2 separate regions of the Homo sapiens genome follow, and region 2 is linked to region 1. A link is an interaction called in ENCODE POLR2A ChIA-PET data of the cell type or tissue named here. Cell type or tissue: MCF 10A. All regions are shown on one strand. Each heading gives the region's core, and the rest is flanking DNA. Links, peaks and the distances in the headings are about the cores only.

The links. Peaks named below come from ENCODE experiments on the same cell type or tissue, not always from the same donor. Only the 100,000 strongest peaks of a DNase experiment are listed, where the experiment ranks them.
Region 2: POLR2A ChIA-PET joins it to region 1 with 13 read pairs; 3 of 35 experiments call an interaction of 5 or more read pairs at or near these places.

Annotation. Positions count from the first base shown.
Region 1 is chr5:124,840,847-124,844,846 of GRCh38, forward strand. No RefSeq gene overlaps it. Among named protein-coding and RNA genes, the nearest start is that of ZNF608, 96 kb to the left of the region's middle. In MCF 10A, for the core only: no CTCF peak of the experiment used is centred there; DNase peaks (open chromatin) are centred at 1,565 and 2,845.
Region 2 is chr5:124,780,887-124,797,933 of GRCh38, forward strand. It overlaps LOC105379156 (a long non-coding RNA gene), which reads left to right and starts at 15,980. Exons shown (of 3, transcript XR_948725.2): 1 at 15,980-16,077. RefSeq lists a silencer at 15,136-15,255. In MCF 10A, for the core only: no CTCF peak of the experiment used is centred there; DNase peaks (open chromatin) are centred at 8,405, 9,565 and 10,185.

The sequences.
Region 1 (4,000 bases), core at 1-4,000:
ATTAAAAAACAGTTAATTTTTGTTTTGCTATATAAATTAAACCTTGACTAGGATCTTCAAATTTATTGGTTGCTTTGTACTGCAAACTAGTTTACTTGATCACATTTATGGATAGATAAGTAATAATACCAGGCAGTTTATACCATGGTCAAATACACAGCAGAGAAAAGCCAATACTACTATAATCACAGATGAAAGAAATCCTGAAATCCTGTAGAATCTGGAGAAGACCTCACGGAAGTGGTGGGATTGAGTTTTACAGAAAGAGTAAGTGTATGTTTTAAACAGCAGAAATTATCTCAATCCTGGTGGCAACATCTGTTCTGGGGGTAAAGAAGAGAAGAGTTTCACCAAAATAGCAGGTCTCTGTGAAAGGAACTTATGGATGTCCATTTCAAAGAATAGAGAAAGGCCATATTATTAAAAGAAAAGGGCATTAAAATCAAACTGAAAGTCTGGGTTTCAATGTCAATGCTTTTTCAAAGTGTGGTCTCTACTCCAACAGCCTCATCCTCACCTGAAGCATGTTATATATGTAAATTATCAGGCCCCACTCCAGTCCCACTGGATCTGAAACGGTGGAATGGGGCTGAGCGAACTGTTTTAGTAAGCCCTCCAGGTGATTTTGATGCTCACTGGAGAACGATGCTCTAAATGATATGAAGCTGCAGATTTCTGAAAGGTATGTAAAGTGATGTTTCTGTAGGATTAAGGTGGCAACTGTGGTTTAGATTGGATAGAGAAGAGATTGGAGGCAGGAAAGTCTATTTTAAAACATAACATCTTAATCAGCATAACATATATATACTATCATACCTGCTGCTGAATTCCAAAGCTGTTCTTTGTCAGGGTTTTAGCATCTTCATTTTGTGCTACAACATATTATGTTGTGGCAATATACCTTAGTGAGCCTGCTTTAAATTATTTAACAATCAAGTAAATGCTTTCATTTTATTACAGTGAAAGCTAATTTAATGACTTTTAGCTAGTAACTAGTAGGAGGAAACTCCATCTTTGCACAAAAAACAATAAAAATCCAGCAACCTTATAAATATACATCAGATAGATGGGGGACCATTTTTAGGTCATGAATTTGCATTATTTAAGAGAGCTTTAACAGAGACTCTCCTTCCCTAGACATAATAGTTTCAAATAAACATGTGCGAACTTGCAGTACTATGGGTTGTTTACGAGAGAGGGAGTGGAGAAAACGGAGAGAGAGGACAGAGATAGTGGTTATTCTGAAGAGCGAATGAGAGAGTGGGGGAGCAGAAGAGTGACGAGAAGAAAATGAAAGAAGAAAAATGCAGCAAGAGTATAAAAATTATGTGCCTTAAAAATCAGATCCATCAGCCATTTGGTCTCAGTGGATTAGTAGAGTAGGGAAGCCATCTGCCTAGAAGCACTTGGTAATGAGCAACAGCTAGAACCGTCCAGTTGCAAAGAACTCATGCTTCTGTGCCTCAGGGCAAAAAATGACTGTAATGCTGCTGGATGGCCGCCCTTTAAGTGTTTTCTTAAGTTTGAAATCTTGGCACTTTTTATTTATCCATCTATAGAAAACCTGCTGTGTGAGAACCTCGCAGCAAATGTACTTATGGAACCCCATGTGTGAAGTGATATTGTTTACATAAGGCTTACACAATTTGAGAATAACGCAATTTGACAGAAGAGACAGGTTGATGAAATGTCTGTGGGTTTTTTTTTTTTTTTTTGGCATTATAGTTGAGTGGGTAGAACATAGCCATGGGAAAGCCGAGAGCTGGCCCCAGTTTCTGGCTCTGTTACTGACATCCTGTATGTTTCAGGGCAAGAGACATGGCTTCATCCCCATATCCGTTCTAGAGCTGGACGGGGGGCAGAGGGGTGCAAGGGATTGATTGTACATGGCTCCAGCACTTTTATCTTTTATAAGATGAGGAAAGTTATCCAACAGATAACTTCCAAGCCACATGTGCCACGGGCAGTCTCCCCTCAGGTTAGGATGTAAAAAGAGAGCCTGTCATCAAGACCAAAACTTGAATATTGTTAGTGTTGGAACTGCATGGAGCAGCTGGTCAGGGAAGTAGGGTGGAGGCCTGGGAGAGTGTGATAAGAAAGGTCATGCTTGGTGTGGAAATTGGTAGGACTCTGGAATAAGTGCCCAAAAGCATTAGGCAAGTTGCAAGGGCCTTCGGCTGGAGAAGAGACCCAGAATCAGAGCACACCCGTGAGTTACGGTAAAATCAAGGCAGTGGGACCAACCCTGGAGGTGGTTAAGGAGCGAGGAGGGCGTGGTAAGGGAGTAATGATCACATGTACCCAGGGTTCACTAAATGCCAGGTACAGATTCAGCACTTTGACTATATTAATTCATTTAATCATCACAAACCCTCATGAAGTAGTACTATTATAATCCCCATTTTACAGATGAGCAAACTGAGGCACACCAAGGTTAAGATGATAGCATTGGTAGTGGCTTAAAGGCTGAGCATTTGGGCTAGCTCCTGGCACTTCACAGGAATGGAAGAGGTGGGGTGAGGTAGATTTATGTGTGTAGATCAGAAATAAAGTTCCCAGTACACAGGTTAACTCTGTGGTCCAATCAGAAGGCTTCCTGCACACTTCCTGTAAGGGTGCTAGCCAAGTCCAGAATGTGAAAGACTTATAGTAGAGCAGTTTCTCACCTCTCCCGACTCAGAGAATAGCGGCTGCGTGAATCTGTTTTACCACTCCAGGCCGATCCTGCCACTGTGATGCTCTGCCAGGCCTGGGAGACAGGAGATTGGTGGCCTCTGCACCAGTTTGGGGAGAGTGGGCTCGGTAGCATTACAAAACCACAGACTTACACAAACTCTGTGTTTACCCAACAGAAAACGAAGTGGAAAGTTTGCAATTATGTAGCTTATTTGAACCAAGCAGTCATCCAAACCGGGTAATTTGACTCTCAGACATAAACCGGTTACAGTAGAGAAGGGTTGAAAATGTGTTTCTCTCTCTCTGACACACACACATACACACACACACACACACAAAGCTTTGTTTGAGTAAAATGCAATTTGAAAACCTCACTTGAGTAACATAGTTGTTGAGATTCTTTTAGCTAAACTGTACTTTCAGAAGAGTAAGGCAGTGTACAATTTTGAAGAATAACACTTTAATATATTGCCAAAGCTCACAATGCTTACGGTGATACTACAGGTGAATTCGTTTCTCTTTTCAGATAGAATATAACCTGCAAAGATCCTTGGAGCATTCATTTTTCTATTAATTACTTCTTTTGAAAAACACAAGTTGGGCCGGGCATGGTGGCTCACGCCTGTAATCCCAGGACTTTGGGAGGCCGAGGCGGGTGGATCACGAGGTCAGGAGTTTAAGACCAGCCTGGCCAAGATGGTGAAACCCCGTCTTTACTAAAAATTAAAAAAAAAAAAAAATTAGTTGGGTTTGGTGGTGGGCGTCTGTAATCCCAGCTACTCGGGAGGCTGAGGCAGAAAATTGCTTGAACCAGGGAGGCAGAGGTTGCAGTGAGCCGAGATTGTGCCACTGCACTCCGGCCTGGGCGACAGAGTGAGACTTCGTCTCAAAAAAAAAAACAAACACAAGTTGCTTTTCAAATGAATTTCTTATTAGTTTCCTCTTCCCTACATCTGAGCAAAAAAATTTCAGAATTTAAAAAGTAAAGTTAAATTTTAAAAGTACGTCAGACTTGGAATCTGGCCCTGGACCATCATGAACTATCTCATAAGCTTTGGTGAGTCAATGTCCTGAGTCGACTGGAGCCATTAAACCATGGAATTTTAGAACTGGAATGGAGACTTAATAATTACATAATTATAAGTAGAGGTTTTTATTTTACAAATGAGGAAACTAGAGCACAAATTACTCTTACAAGCTCACAAGGGGAAGTCGCAGAGATGAGTCTATTCTTTCCACTGTCTTATGCAGTTGCTTTGCTACCTACTAGTATTGAAATGTTTTCCAAATATTTCTAAAGTTTTTTTTTCCTCACATATAAAAT
Region 2 (17,047 bases), core at 7,188-11,187, 53 kb before region 1:
GCTCACGCCTGTAATCCCAGCACTTTGGGAGGCCAAGGTAGGCGGATCACGAGGTCAGGAGATCGAGACCATCCTGGCTAACACAGTGAAACCCCATCTCTATTAAAAATACAAAAAAATTATCTGGGTGTGCTGGCAGGCGCCTGTAGTCCCAGCTACTTGGGAGGCTGAGGCAGGAGAATGGTGTGAACCTGGGAGGCAGAGATTGCAGTGAGCCGAGATCACGCCGCTGCATTCCAGCCTGGGCAACAGAGTGAGACTCTCTCTCAAAAAATAACAACAACAAAAAAGGAATAAAACACGATGACAAGAGAGGTACAGGAATAGAGTAGGGCAGGTAACATTTAATAGAGAGGCTGAGGAATGTCTTTCTAAGGATAGGGCACTGGAGCTAAAGCTGGACAGGCTAGATGTCAACTTTGCTACAATCTGGGTGCAAAGCATTTATTGCAGAAGAAACAGTATATGAAAAGACAGCAAGGCAGGAATAAGCATGGTGCCTTGGAGGAAGAGAAAGAGGGCCAAGGTAACTGAAGTACAGAAAGTGAGGGGAGCAAGGCTGTCAGAGATGTGGGCAGGGGTGAGATCAGTTAGGCTCTTCTAGGCCATGTTTATGAGTTTAGATTTCATTCTGAGGAAAAGAGGAAAGTCCTAAAAAGAAAATGATAAGATCAGAGCTATGTTTTAAAAATATCATTTGGGCTTTTATGTAGAGAATAAATTGTTGAGGAATTGGAAGACAAGATGGTCTGAGGAGATGGGGTGGGAGACGAGGAGGAAGGTCAGAGCCATGATCCCAGGGAGAGCTGATGGTGGCGCTGCTAAGAGACAACGCTCGAGGTGGTCAATTTTTAGCCACTCTACAAACAGAAACTGCAAACCATACAGTTATTACAATCATGGGAAAAGTCAATGGATAAAAGGGAATAGAAAGGAATTGACGTCAGATAAAAAAAAAAAACACATGGGTGGACAGATTTTATAAATACCTTCCACCATAATGAAAAAAATCTTAAACCTTGCAGGGGCAAAATGATCACTTCACACATACTTAAAAAATATTTGCTCTTTGAAAAGGGATCTCATACAATAAAACATCATTGCCCTGATAAGACAATCCTATACTTAATGTAAAGCTTAAGATTTGCTACAAAAAAGTCTAAAATCTTTTCAAATGTCAACACGTTGGACTCTTCTTCACACACGGAATACTTTGAGGTCTCGAAATCTCCTTGGTCTCTCCACACCATGCCCCATTATCTCACCTAACAAGCACCTCTTACTCCCATTTCTTTCTCTGTGAACGGGACCGCTAGTGTCTCAGGAACCCAGGGTAGAGACACAGAGGGTTACCGCTGATTCTCCACTTTGCTTCACTCTACCCTGATTGCATCCGTAACCATGGCCTTTGTTCTATCTACTGTCCCCATTATTTTTTCCTACTACTACTTTCTATTTTCCTCTTTGCAGCAATTCTTGTTATCCTTGATTTACCCCACTCCAGGTCTCCAAACTTTCTATATATACCTGTAGAAATAGTTCCTTGATCAAATTCAGTGATGTCATTCAACAGGTACCTGGTGTATCATTAAGTCTCCATGGCTGCTTCAACTGAGCATTCAAGACCTTGTGTCATAAGATTGAGTCTACCTTATCTTACACCCTTACCATTTCTAAGCCCTAGTGACCTAGCCAACAAAGAGAAGGAAATTATAGTGTTCATAACAATGTTAAATTCCATGTATTATTATCCCCATTTCATAAAGAAGGTAGTTTGCAAGATGGCTACAATAATTCCTCCCATTCCTATGTTCACACCTTTTTGCAATGTGACTTTGCCTTTCTTCTCATCAAGAGATAGTTTCTTTCTCTACCCTTTTTTTTTTGTTGTTTTGGTTTTTTATTTTTATTTATTTTTATTTTTTTTTAAGATGTGTTTCACTCTTGTTGCCCAGGCTGGAGTGCAATGGCATGATCTTGGCTCACGGCAACCTCTGCATCCCGGGTTCAAGCGATTCTCCTGCCTCAACCTCCTGAGTGGCTGGGACTACAGGCACCCGCCATCACGCCCGGCTACTTTTTGTATTTTTAGTAGGGATGGGGTTTCACCATATTGGCCAGGGTGGTCTCGACCTCCTGACCTTGTGATCTGCCCGCCTCAGCCTCCCAAAGTGCTGGGATCACAGGTGTGAGCCACTGCGCCTGGCTTGTTTTGGGTTTTTTTGAGAAGGGTCTCACTTTTTCACCCAGGCTGGAGTGCAGTGACATGCACATGGCTCGCTGAAACCTTGACTTCTTGGGCTCAAGTGGTCTTCCTGTCCAGCTAAATTTTGTGTGTTTTGTAGAGATGGGGTTTCATCATGTTGCCCAGGTTTTTCTCCACACTTGGAATCTGGGCTTGGCCATGAGACTTGCTTTGGTCAATGGGACATTAGCAAATGTAATGCAAACATCGGTTTAAAAAGTGTTTGTAGATGGGTTTGTGCTTTTTTGCTTGTGGTTGCCATCCTGAGATGATTGTGTGAATGCGCCCAAGCTAGGCTGCTGGTTATGGGAAAGAGAAGTGAGATGCCCCAGGCAGACATGTGCGTGAGACCATCTTCAATCAGGCATACCCTAGTTGAGTCACTGTCTGACTATATCCTCATACCTGACCTTAGGAGAGATCAGAAGAACTGCCCCATGGAGCCTAGTCCAATGAGCTGACCCACACAATCATGAGAAAACAAAATGATTACTGTCTTAAGCCTACTAAATTTTGGGCTGTTTTGTTACACAGCAACAAATAAATAACTGCCAGTGGGAGGTTTGAAGAGTTGCTCACAATTTCATAGGAAGTAAAGTGCTGGAGCCGGAAATCCAACCAAGTCTGCTGACTGCACTGGCTGTTATTTTGCCAGGACCTACACTACTTCCCCCAACGTGTCCCCAAAGAACTGTCCGCAAAGTTAAACTATATGTTGGTGAAAATTGTATAATTGCACATTTAGTGAAAATCCAAACTCAGGGGAACAGTTCTCAGAAGAACTGGGTATGTGGCAATGCTGTTTGTCTGTGAAATTGAGCAATGTCTTTTAAAATGCTCTGCCAAAAAATAGGTTTGCCCTAGATTTGGGGAAAAAAATCTCTGACTCACTTTTCTGTGCCTCTAGAAAACAAAATACCTTTGCCAGCAGCCTTTTCCCATTCTTTTATGAATCCTCCAAACAACAACACAGGCTTTGGGCTAGGAAGTGGCCCTAGTCCTTTTGCTCTAGGGATTGCTGGGCAAGATTTCTCTTGGGTAGCTAGAATACTTGCATGGAAGAGCCAGAAGAATCTTGAGCTCTGTGATAATGATAAGCATCTTGAAAATCACAGGTTGTTTTTCATTCGTTTATTATTTATTTATTTATTTTTGTATTTTTCTGAGACAGAGTCTCACTCTGTCGCCCAGGCTGAAGTGCAGTGGTGCCATCTCGGCTCACTGCAACCTCCACCTCCCGAGTTCAAACAATTCTCCTGCCTCAGCCTCCCGAGTAGCTGGGATTCCAGGTGCACGCCACCACTCCGGCTAATTTTTATATTTTTAGTATTGATGGGGTTTCACCATGTTGGCCAGGCTGGTCTCGAACTCCTGACCTCATGATCCGCCCACCTCGGCCTCCCAAAGTCCCGAGATTACAGTTGTGAGCCACCATGCCAGGACCAGGGTTTCTATGTGTTGTGTGTGTAGTGAACTCTGTCTTGGACAGAGAAAGCTTGAGTTTCCAGGATAACAGATCTATCACTCTGTAGGTTTCTGGAAGGTAGCCTTTTCCCAAATATTTAAGTAGATGCATGTAGTGTGAACTAGTTTTTATATTATTCCAAACAAAGCCTAATTAGAAGGATAAGTATATTATCTTGGAAATTTTAAAGCTATTAATAGAGCTAGAACTAGGTTTTCTATTACATCATTCTCTGGTTTGGAGTCTCTGGACCATTGCAATGCGGAGAAATGGGAAAAGCACGAGCTCTGAATAGGAGAGAATTAGGATGGTATCCTAGTTACAATGTCACAAGATCTTGAGGCTTGAGGGGTCTTTGACAATAACGTAACTGTTAAAATTTGAGTATTAAATAATGTAATGTCTTTAAAGGGCTTAGTACATCATCTGGGCGCTTGGGGGTTCTAAATATGTGTCAGCTCCTGTGATAGTTAATACTGAGTGTCAACTTGATTGGATTGAAGGATGCAAAGTATTGATCCTGGGTGTGTCTGTGAGGGTGTTGCCAAAGGAGATTAACATTTGAGTCAGTGGGCTGGGAAAGCCAGACCCACTCTTAATCTGGGTGGGCACCATCTAATCAGCTGCCAGCACGGCCAGGATATAGAACAGGCAGAAAAATGTGAAAAGGCTAGACTGGCCTAGCCTCCCAGGCTGCATCTTTCTCCCGTGCTGGAAGCTTCTTGCCCTCAAACATCAGACTCCAAGTTCTTTAGCTTTGGGACTTGGACTGGCTACCTTGCTGCTCAGCTTGCAGACAACCTATTGTGGGACCTTGTGATTATGTGAGTTAATACTACTAAATAAACTTCCCTTTACATACATATATCCTATTAGTTCTGTCCCTCTAGAGAACCCTGACTAATACAGCTCCTGAGCATGTTATAATGTTATAATTAAAAACAACAACAATATTTACATATTATTATTATTTTTGAGATAGAGTTTTGCTCTTGTTGCCCAGGCTGGAGTGCAATGGTGCGATCTCAGCTCACTGCAACCTCTGCCTCTGGGGTTCAAGTGATTAGCTTGCCTCAGCCTCCCAAGTAGCTGGGATTACAGGCATCCACCACCATGCCCAGCTAGTTTTTGTATTTTGAATAGAGACGGGTTTTAACCATGTTGGCCAGGCTGGTCTCAAACTCCTGACCTCAGGTGATCCTCCTGCCTCGGCCTCCTAAAATGCTAGGATTATAGGCGTGAGCCACCGTGCCTGGCCGGCATTATTATTTTTTGAATAGCAGAAATTAAACATGGTTGGGGTGGGGGGCGGCAAATACGTTTTAAAATCCATCTTCTTTTTTTTTCTTTTTTTTTTTTTTTGAGATGGAGACTTGCTCTGTTGCCCAGGCTGGAATGCAGTGGCACTATCTCAACTCATGGCAACCTCTGCTTCCCTGGTTCAAGTGATTCTCCTGGTTCATCCTCTGGAGTAGCTGGGATTACAGGTGCCCATCACCACGCCTGGCTAATTTTTGTATTTTTAGTAGAGACAGGGTTTCACCATGTTGGCTATGGCTGGTCTCAAACTCCCAACCTCAAATGATCCGCCCACCTTGGCCTCCCAAAGTGTTGGGATTACAGGCATGAGCCACTGCGCTTGGCTAAAAATGAATCTTTTTTTTTTTTTTTTTTTGAGATGGAGTCTTGCTCTCCCACCCAGGCTGGAGTGCAGTGGCGCAACCTCGGCTCATTGCAACTTCCGCCTCCTGGGTTCAAGCAATTCTCTTGCCTCAGCCTCCTGTGTAGCTGGGATTACAGGCGCACGCCACCACACCCAGCTAATTTTTGTATTTTTAGTAGAAATGGGGTTTTGCCATGTTGGCCAGGCTGGTGTCAAACTGCTGAGCTCAGGTGATCCACCCGCCTCGGCCTCCTAAACTGCTGGGATTACTGGTGTGAGCCACCACATCTGGCCCTAAAAATGAGTCTTAATGCTACATCATGAATTAACCTTGAAAACATTATGCTAAGTAAAATAAGACATAAAAGAACAAATATTGTATAATTCCACTATGTGAGGTACCTAAAATAGGCAAATTCTTAGAGACAGAATGGCAAATAGAGGTTACTAGAGGCTGAGGGGAGGGGGAAAGAGGAATTATTATTTATTTTATTTATTTATTTTTATTTTATGTATTTATTTTTTTTGAGATAGAGTCTCGATCTATCCCCCAGGCTGGAGTGCAGTGGCACAATCTTGGCTCACTGCAACCTCTGCCTCCTGGGTTCAAGCAATTCTCTGCCTCAGCCTCCCGAGTAGCTGGGATTACAGGCGCCCACCACCACGCCTGGAAAATTTTTTTGTATTTTTAGTAGAGATAGGGTTTCACCATCTTGGCCAGGCTGGTCTTGAACTCCTGACCTCGTGATCCACCTGCCTCAGCTTCCCAATGTGCTGGGATTACAGGTGTGAGCCACCGCGCCTGGCCTGTTTACTGTTTTGTGGGTACAGAGTTTCAGGTTGAAATGATGAAAAAGTAATGGAGATGGATGGATGGTTGCACAAAATTATGAATGTACTAATGCCACTGAATGGTACACTTAGAAATGGTCAAAATGGTAAATTTTATATTATGTATATCTTACTACAATTAAAACAAAAATTTTAAAGCAAATCTTTATTAAGGATCACACAAATGCTGAGCACTTTCTTATGTGTTATTGAGGACATTAAAAACAAAAAGCCTCCAATTCTAGGAAGATAGTGTCAAGACAGCTTGGGAGGTTAGCTTTGAATGTTAAATACTTCTTTTTAATATCCATTTTCTTTGTCTTCATCTCTGAATCAGGCTGAATGAGAATTGATGGATTAGAAAGTTGGCTCTACCTCTGTGCTTAGGTTAAGCTCTCAAAGATGAGCTTATCCATTCTCTCATTGACTCCACTTGAATCTATTTCACCCTAAGCTGAAATGTACATCTGGAAGAACGTAGACCAATAGATACCTGAATGGGCTCAAAAATTAGATACAGGGAAGGTGTTAATTTGGTGACTATGTCAGCATTCTCACAATTCTGACAAGAAATTCCACTCAGTCTGGCTTAAGCAAAAAAGGGCTCATGCACATGAAATAGTTCTGATTTTGTTTTTTGTTGTTGTTGTTGTTGTTGTTGTTTTTCTTTTTGAGATGGAGTCTTGCTCTGTCACCCAGGCTGGAGTGCAGTGGCACGATCTTGGCCCACTGCAACCTCTGCCTCCCAGGTTTAAGTGATTCTCCTCCTCCAGCATCCCCAGTAGCTGGGACTACAGGCACGTGCCATCATAACCGGCTAATTTTTTGCATTTTTAGTGGAGACGGGGTTTCACGGTGTTAGCCAGGATGGTCTCAATCTCCTGACCTCGTCAATTGCCTGCCTTGGCCTCCCAAAGTGCTGGGATTACAGGCATGAGCCACCGAGCCTAGCCAAAATAGTTTTGACTTTGGAGGAGACTTGACCTACTGTTCCAGTGATGTCGCTAAGGGGCTGAGTGCTCCTTCCCTCCATTCTGCCTGCCTTGTTTCTGCCTTTCTCTTCAGGTTCCACATGACAGACCTCAACAACTCCAAGCTCATGACTTCTGGTTGCAGAACACCCAAAGCAATTTCTGATTTCACATCCTTACACCACATTAACCATGAGCTCCTTTTGGGAGCTCTCAGGAAGAGTGAGGGAGCTTCTTTTTCCCAAAGTCTCAGCAAACATCTCTTCACATCTCATTGGCTCTGATTGGGTCACACATTCATCCCTGAGCTCTTCACTGTAGCCAGGGAGATGGGTATGCCAATTGGTTTAAGGCAGGGTTAGAGTCTCTTCGGGGCTACATTGTAATCTATATGTAAATGGGTCCCCCTGAAGTTGTGCAAAACACAGTGTGTCCAGCCAATCACAATGGCAACCTAAGAATTTATCTTATCCTTTCCCAAAGAGTAGAGTATTCACTCTTTGAGTGCAAGGATTGTGTCACCATCTTCTCTTTTTTGTTTGTTTGTTTGTTGTTTGTTTTTGAGACAGAGTCTTGCTCTGTCACCCAGGTTGGAGTGCAGTGGCGCGATCTCAGCTCACTGAAACCTCCTCCTCCTGGGTTCAAGCGATTCTCCTGCCTCAGCCTCCCAAGTAGCTGGGATTATAGGCGCACGCCACCATGCCCGGCTAATTTTTGTATTTTTAGTAGAGACGGGGTTTCATCATGTTGGTCAGCCTGGTCTCCAACTCCTGACCTCGTGATCTGCCCTTCTCAGCCTCCCAAAGTGCTGGGATTACAGGCGTGAGCCACCACGCCCAGCCTGTGTCACCAACTTCTATCCACTCATAGCATCTGACACATTATGGCTGCTTGGTGAGTACTTATGAATGAATGAATTATTGTATGAGTTCACAGAAAACTCATTGAAAAGTATAAATCTTCCTTCTGAATTTAACATAAAATTATTATTTTTCCAATGGTTTCTTGCTACTGGATGATTAACAGTTCTTAATTTTCAGTATTAACAAAGATGAGGCAAAGCACGGATGAATATGATTTCAGTCTTCTGCTCTATTAGAAGATCATACTTTCGTACTTCACATTTGTTATATTTAGGTTTAAGTGAAAATTCAGTCATTGCAATTCAAATCTCCATCAGCAGAGACTAAGCTGTTAACCTGGGCCTTCTCTCCACACTCAACTGGGGAAAGACAACACTGACTCAGATGGTTCTTGCGTCAGTAGTAGTTAGACTGTAAACACTAACTTTGTGTGTATTTTTACGATTTAATTTCCTCTTTTTATGGGAGCATAAAATGTATTTTTAAAAATAAGCAAATCTTTAATGAAAGTGTAGGATGGTTGACATGGGAAGTGTATAAATCTGTCACCTACAATATAAGCACATATTTAAATATGCATATTATGAACATTTAAAGCTGCAATGGTTCAAAATAATGTTAGCCTCTTATGTGAAACATTACTCTATAAATATGAGCCCACTAGCATCTTAAATACAGATTGCATTATATATAAGCAACCAATATAAAATATTTTCAATCTAATATTTATTCTCAAATTTTGTCTTTAAGAAATTATTATTCTATGTCTCAAGTTTACTTTGTAAATAGAAAAAAAAAACATAAAAATTCCTCAAGCCTCTAATGTTTTTCTTAATGTAAAAACTATCACAAAAAAATGGGAAATAGTTTTTCTCCCATAAAATATTCCCTGGACTCTCTCTCCTTCTTTTTCTACTTTTTTGCCTGTAATAGTCTTATCTTCCTCTATGACTTAAACAATCAAGAATAAGTTGATGACCCCCAAATCAATGTATCCAGCCCTGTTGTCACTCATGAGTGCCATAACATCCTAACAGAAATCACCATTCCCATGACCTTCCATGCCTTGGTCCATGGCATTATCATCTGCTTATTTGACACAACCAAATCCCTTGGCATCTTCTTAGATTCCTTTTGCTCCACCGTCCACCCTCTGGCTCCCTTCCGGAACTCTATTGACTAGTTCTGTCATATCTGGCTCCACAGTGTTTCTCTCCACTCTATGGGTTTAAGCTGTTATCACGGCTTTTCTGGATGACTTGTACTCTCTTCCACTTTGGAGACAGTGATTCTAGTTTCTTACCAACTAATCTGCCATCCAACCTGCCTTTGCCCCAAATAATCATTTTCCAATACAATCTGATTATTCTAACTTTTCTGCTTCAAATTCTTCACAGTTTTCTCATTCCTTTTAGAATAAAGTACATGTTCAAAGACTTTTGCAATCTGGCTCCAAGATACTGTACAATCTCATCTTCTACCACGCCTTCCAACTCTCCTACACAGTCTTGCTTTCTGCCCCAGCCCCAACAGATTACTCATCAGTCTATGAACACTCACTAAGGCTTTATGTTGTTTCCTATGTCTAGATTGCTTTTCTCATCTTTCTCCCTGTCTGAAGTTAACTTCGGTGTTTTCTGATTTCCCATCACAATCAGCCATTCTCCCTTCTGTACTCACACCAAATCATGTTCCCAGTGCACATGGTATTAGTGGTATTAGTGCTCCTGGTTGGGTTATGCACTTATTGGAGGAGGCAGAGAGAGGGAGGGCTATGTCTCATTCATCTTGGCATGGACAGCTCCTAGCAGGTGCCTGGTGTTTAGTATGTACTAAAAGATGTTTGGTGAATGAGTCTTTATTTTGAATGCTCAGAAAGACCTTAAATTTGACTTATAAGCTTTCAGAAATAGGAAAAAGGCCTACAGATTCATAGCAGTTGTATGACTACATGTGGTAAAAGCGAGCAAGTTATATCCAAGACAGACTGCAGCAAGGTAAACCCATTTAGCTACAGTCCCTTCTCTGTCTTTTAAGACATGTCTAATTTGAGATCCCTTTCACGTGCTCCCCTTCCAAGGTTTAATGTATGTGATTAATCTTGACTTGCCTTAATACTGCTAGGAATGTGGCAATGACCTCAGCTGAACACTGGCAAAGTGATTAATGTTACATGAACTGGATAAGGTGGTTTTTTTTTTCCCCCTCTGCTCTAGCTCCTGAATAAACACATTCATGCAAGATTCGGTTGCAGACCTTTGCTCGATGGAAAATGTACCATGATTTCAAAGAGTAATGTTTCAGATGCAATAAACAACGTTAAAGGAAACACGGTCCTTGTTAAAGAAAATGCTGTTTCAGGCTAAAGTCCCAGTGATCATAAAAGATATATGATGCAATAAACAAAATGAACCATAGGCAGACAGGTCCATTCGATGACTAACCACTGATTGAATTTTCCAACACATTTAGACTTTCTAAGAGATAAACTATTCACAAAAGGTTCGTGTTAAATATAAGGCTGTCATTTCCTTTTTATGTTTCTAGAGGGGTCTGAGAACAGTAGAGGATATTCCTTCTTTTTTTCTTTTTTTTTTTCTATTGGTTGTTTGTGGTTTTGAATTTTTTATGATGTGAGAAGACTGGCAAACAGTTGCTATGATTGTCAAATGCCTTAAATCAAGAAGAGAGAATGCAATAAAACACAGTTTCCATGGTAACACATTGTAACCTAGTACCTCTGGATTATGAGCCAGCTCACATCTATGATCATTACTTGTTGACAGGCATAAATTGAGCCTAAAAGCATTAATTTTAGAGATAAAACTAGAATGTGTAGCTTAGTTTTAATAATGTTTAAATATTTCCAAGGTAGTGGCAGCAAATCAACTCTGGTTGTGTTATTATTTAAATAATGTTAATAAACTAACCACAAATACTTTTTGAAAATGTACAAGCTTTTCTCTAAAAATGGTGTAACATCTGTGTATGCAGTTGGTCCTCCACATTCCTGGGTTCCACATCCATGGATTTAATCAACCTCGGGTTGAAAATGTTGGGGAAAAAAAGACCCACAAAATTGCCAAAAGCAAAAGTTGAATTTGCCACCCGCCGAGCATTGTGTTGAATTCACGTGAATGTGGTGATGTGTAGGCATTGTATTAAGTATTATAAGTGATCTAGAGATAACTTAAAGTATATGAGAGAATGTGTGTAAGTTATATGCAAATACTAGGTTATTCTGTGCAAGGGACAGAGCATGTGCAGATTTTGGTACAATTCCACATAGATACTGAGGGACAACTGTATAGTCTTGAGGCTGCAAGTGGTAGCTGACGTGTTTTTGATGGAGTTTAAATAATCTGAAATCAACAATGATATGGAATGATAGCCAGACATTTTAAGGAAGGAATGTTGTTCAATATGGACAAATTCCTAAACATCTTGATAGTAGAGTAACTCCTAGAACTCTTGTAGGACATTCACACACAATAATTTTTAGTAGACATAAGTTCCTTTTCCTCTTTTTAAGGAGCCTGAGATAAAATGTGGATGATCACATGCTTTTTTTTTTTTTTTTTTTTGAGACGGAGTCTCCCTCTGTCACCCAGGCCAAGAGTGCAGTGGCGCCATCTTGGCTCACTTGCAAGCTCCGCCTCCTGGGTTCACGCCATTCTCCTGCCTCAGCCTCCCGGTAGCTGAGACTACAGGCGCCCGCCACTACGCCCGGCTAATTTTTTGTATTTTTAGTAGAGACGGGGTTTCGCCGTGTTAGCCAGGATGGTCTCGATCTCCTGACTTTGTGATCCGCGCACCTCGGCCTCCCAAAGTGCTGGGATTACAGGTGTGAGCTACCGCGCCCGGCCGATCACATGCTTTTTACACATTCACTTCCATGTCCTCATCAGAAGCACTCACACTACCGTCAAACATTTAAGGTTAAAACAAAGATTACGTTATGTGTAGCAGTTACCCATTAACCAATATAGTTAACAAGACAATTTTTTTTCCAAGGCTGCTTGTGACACTTCTAAATATATCTTTATGACAATCAAGATAATCTTGGCCAGGTGCAGTAACTCATGCCTCTCATCCCAGCACTTTGGGAGGCCAAGGCAGGAGGACTGCTTGAGCCCAGGAGTTCAAGACAAGCTTGGGCAACATGACAAGACCTCATCTCTACAGAAAATAAAAAACAAACAAAAAATAGCCAGCTGTGGTGGTGCACACCTGTGGCCTCAGCTACTCAGAAGACTGAGGCAGGAGGATTGCTTGAGCCTGGGAGATTGAGGCTGCAATGAGCCGTGTTCACATCACTGCACTCCAGCCTATGTGACAGAGCAAGACATTGTCTCAAAAGAAGTAAAAAACAAAACAACAAAAAAAAGAGATAATCTGATATGATATGATATGATATGATTTAATATGATACAATAATAAGAATTGGTCCATTTTCTCAACATCTAGACTTTATGTAAGAGTTCACTTTTTTCCTCTGGCAACTTCTGAGCTCCCTTTCCTTACTAAAGCTTTTACAGTGAGTGTGGGATAAACAAGGAGAGACAGATTGCTCTTCCTCTAAGTGTGCCTTTCACTGCCCTGAGCCTCAGAAAAGCAGAGAGTGACCAGCACACCTCAGTTGCCTTTTCTGTACACTTGGGATTAGACCTATTTCATAAGGTTGTTTTAAGCACTTATTGAGACGGACACTTGTGGAGAACTTAGAACAGTACTTGGTGCATAGTAAGCCCTCCATGAAGGTTAGCCCCTGTAGGGGGTAATGCTTTGTCTAGCATTGCGCTTCCCACTCAGTTGTGCCTAGTAAATGTTTGTTAAATTGAATAAGCCTATTTGCCCAATTGGCTATTACAAGAGTGCTTATTGTAAAACTAATTTTGCAGGAATATGTAACATTTTCAGGAAATCTGATTACATTGCTTTTATTCACTTGCAACTTACCTGTCAGAGATTCACAAAACGCTTCAGTTATCAGAGCTCATGGAGTTGTGTAATAATTGTATCTTCTGGTATTGCTAAGTTTTAGAATCAAATCCTTGGGAATACTGCAGGGTATCTGAACCAATCTAACACAGACTAGTCTTTAACCTATTGACCTGAGAAGGATACCTATTTCAGAATCTGCCATACTTTCAAGCAATGACTCAGAAGCTTGCTAGCTACTTCTGTTTTGTTTTTTCGGTTCTTTGAATTTAGATTTTTTTTTTTTTTTTTTTTTTTTTTTTTTAGACAGAGTCTCACTCTGTGGCCAGGCTGGAGTGCAGTGGCGTGATCTCGGCTCACTGCAAGCCCTGCCTCCCAGGTTCAAGCAATTCTCCTGCCTCAGACTCCCGAGTAGCTGGGACTACAGGCATGCGCCACCACGCCCGGCTAAATTTTGTTGTTGTTGTTGTTGTTGTTTATTGAGATGGAGTCTCACTCTGTCATCAGGCTGGAGTGCAGTGGTGCAAGCTCGGCTCAATGCAACCTCCGCCTCCCGAGTTCAAGTGATTCTCCTGCCTCAGCCTCCTGAGTAGCTGGGACTACAGGTGTCCACCACCACGCTCAGCTAATTTTTTGTATTTTTAGTAGAGGCGAGGTTTCACCATGTTGGCTAAGATGGTCTCAGTCTCTTGACCTCGTGATCTACCCGCCTCGGCCTCCCAAAGTGCTGGGATTACAGGCATGAGGCCACCATGAAATTTTTGTATTTTTAATAGAGATGGGGTTTCACTGTGTTGGCCAGGATGATGGTCTTGATCTCTTGACCTCGTGATCTGCCTGCCTTAGTCCCCCAAAGTGCTGGAATTACAGGCATGAGCCACCACGCCTGGCCTTGAGTTTAGCTTTTTAAGGATAAAATTATTTTAAGAACAAAGAAAGCAATTTTCTTCCATTCTAATTGCTATAGACCCTGGAATATGTCAACATGATATTTAGTTAGTCTAAAAAAAATTAAGACATTGACCCATGCATATCCAGCTTTGAACACTAAATACCACTTGGCATTCTTTTTATTTATCTCTAGTCATTTTCCTTTCACCTTCCCCAAAGCATACTCCCAAGTGTAACCATCTTCTTAATCTCACTCTCTATTTTTAAAATATCAGTCACTGTTCTTGTTCTGTAGACACATAGAAAATAAAAACTATCATTTGATAACCTGCTCTTTTTTTAAAACAGTTTCCGAACGTACAGTTGACACTTGAACAACTTGGGGGATGGGATGTCACTCCCTGCCCAGTTAAAAATCCTCATATGACTTTTGATTCCTCCCAAAATTTACTAATAGTCAGCTATTGACTGGAATCCTTACTTACAACATAAACAGGTGATTAACACATTCTGTATGTTATATGTATTATATACTGTATTCTTACAATGATGTAGGTTAGAGAAAAGCAAACATTAAGAAAATCATAAGGAAGATAAAATATATTTACTATTCATTAAGTGGAAATGAATCATCATAAAGCTCTTTACCCTTGCCATCTTCACACTGAGTAGGGTGAGGAGGAGAATGAAGAGGAGGGGTTGGTCTTGCTGTCTCAGGGGTGGTAGAAGCAGAAAAAATATCCATGTATAAGTGGACTTGCAAAGTTCAAACTCATGCTGTTCAAGGGTGAACTGTACAAGAAAGTGCTGAAGCACAGTGCTAGCTACATGCAAAGCCACCAACAAATGTTAGTCCCTTAGTTTAAAAGAAGGCGTTTTCTAGCTTAGAGTAAGGAGTTTCCTAATGCACAGGAATCAGTGTTCTTTTTTCTTTAGGATTAACCATTCAACCTATATGCACTCATCAGTTCCTTACTGTTTTCTCTCAGTTGTGGTTTTATCATTTGTTTCCATTTCTCTATTTTCAGGGTGTTTCTCTCTCTCTCTCTCTCTCTCTCTCCTGATTCTTTCTCATTATAGTCTTTCTTATCCAAACCTAGTCTTCGTCCAGAGTTCCTATCTCAATGAAAGCACCATCATTCCTATCAGAAGTTTAGGTATTATCTGCCCTTCCTGCTCTTAACCATTTCATCTCCTCTGCACCCCCCACCCCCTGCATTTTGGGCTCAATGGGATGTGGGTTTGTAGTTGAAAAATGACTTTGCAGGTGGTGGTATGATGCTGCTTTTATTCGTGTGTTTGTCTTAATTTAGACTATGTTCTAATGCAGGGATCCCCAACCCCCAGGCTGCAGACTGGTACTGTGCCTCACAGCAGGAGGTGAAGGGAAGGTAGTAGCATTACTACCTGAGCTCAGCCTCGAGTCAGGTCAGCCACGGCATTAGATTCTCATAGGAGTGTGAATCCTATTGTGAACTGTGAATGTGAAGGATCTAGGTTGCATGCTCCTCATGAGTATCTAATGCCTGATAACCCCAACCCAACCCTCCACCCTCACCTTCCCATCCGTGGAAAAATTGTCTTTTGAAAAACTGGTTCCTGTTCCCAAAAAGGTTGGGGACCACTGTTCTGAAGTTTTTTTGGGGGAAAGAAAACATTTAGAACGTGGGAGGGTGGGATTGGGGGTGGGAGAGATTATTTCATAATTGCATTCTCATTTTTAGATTATTGCTAATATACTCTCACCTTTGGACTGGTCCTGAAAGAATTTCCCCATTGTAGGAGCTACATTTCCTTTATAACAATTATTTAGTGGTGACTGATGTTCCACTGAAAAAACACCATTCTCTTAATGAGACTGTCACTATTTCACAGTTCCTTTTGCTCTCTGTGTGGGACAAGGCCCAGGATGTCATACTGCCTGAGAGATTTCACTACCAAACAAATCTTAACCACCATGGGCTGGCCTAAGGAAGCAAGAGTGTGTTTGTAGTCAACTCAGAGTTACTGTGTTTCTGGGTGACCTGGAGCAATGTGACTTCATGTTTGGGGTGTTGTTGCTCACTGTACATCTCTTCTTCACCCCAGGGAAGAACCTGACCCAAAAGGGCAGCAGGCAATAGGTGAAAGGCTATACTAAGCCTTTCCCAGTAAGGTCAGCCAATTGAGTGCTGCATACATCCAAGCTGCCTTTAACCTTTTCCTAGGTAAGTCAACACAAAATAGTTTTTCTTCTTTCTATATTCCTGTATTCTTTTCATTGTATAAGAATATTTTATGGTGATAGAGGCGAGAGAAACTCTAGGCAAATGGGCAGGTTCGCCCCACCTTCAAGCTGAAAAGCCTGAAGCCCAAGGGCCAAAGTGAGAACTTCTGTCCCTGTTTGCCCTCTCTCTCCTGATTGGTTCTTTCTGAATAATTTTTTTTTTTTTTTGAGATGGAGTCTTGTTCTGTCACCAAGGCTGGAGTGCATTGTCACAATCTCAGTTCACTGAAACCTCTACCTCCCGGATTCAAGCAATTCTCCTGCCTCAGCCTCCTGAGTATCTGGGACTACAAGTGCACGTCACCACATCTAGCTAATTTTTTGTATTTTTAGTAGAGACAGGGTTTCACCATGTTGGCCAGGCTGCACTTGAACTCCTGGCCTCAGGTGATCTGCCTGCCTCAGCTTCCCAAAGTCCTGGGATTACAGGCATGAGTCACCCCACGCCCTGCCCCACATCCTGTGCCTACAAAGATCTGCAACTCAGCTGGTAGAGATGAGAAGCAGCTGGACATCAAGGAGAGGCAACTTGACTTCAGGGACAATGGCTGGATGTTGGAGAGAGGCAATTTGACTTTGGAGGAGAGAAGCAGACAGACAACTTGACTTCAGGAGAGAGCAACCTGCACTTCCCATCCGCTTTCCAGCTCCCCTTTCCACTGAGAGCTGCTTTCATCACTCAATAAAGTTTTCTGCATTCACCGTCCTTCAATTCATCCACATGACCTCATTCTTCTTGGGCACCAGACAAGAATTCAGAACCACCAAATGCGGATACTCAAAAAGGCTGTCACACTGGCCCTTTGCCCTTGCTGGTGGAGGACAGCCACCCCACGCAATGAGGAAAAAGGCTTACTGAGCTGATAACACTCTGCTGTTTGTGGACGGCAGAGCTAAAAGAGCATTGTAAT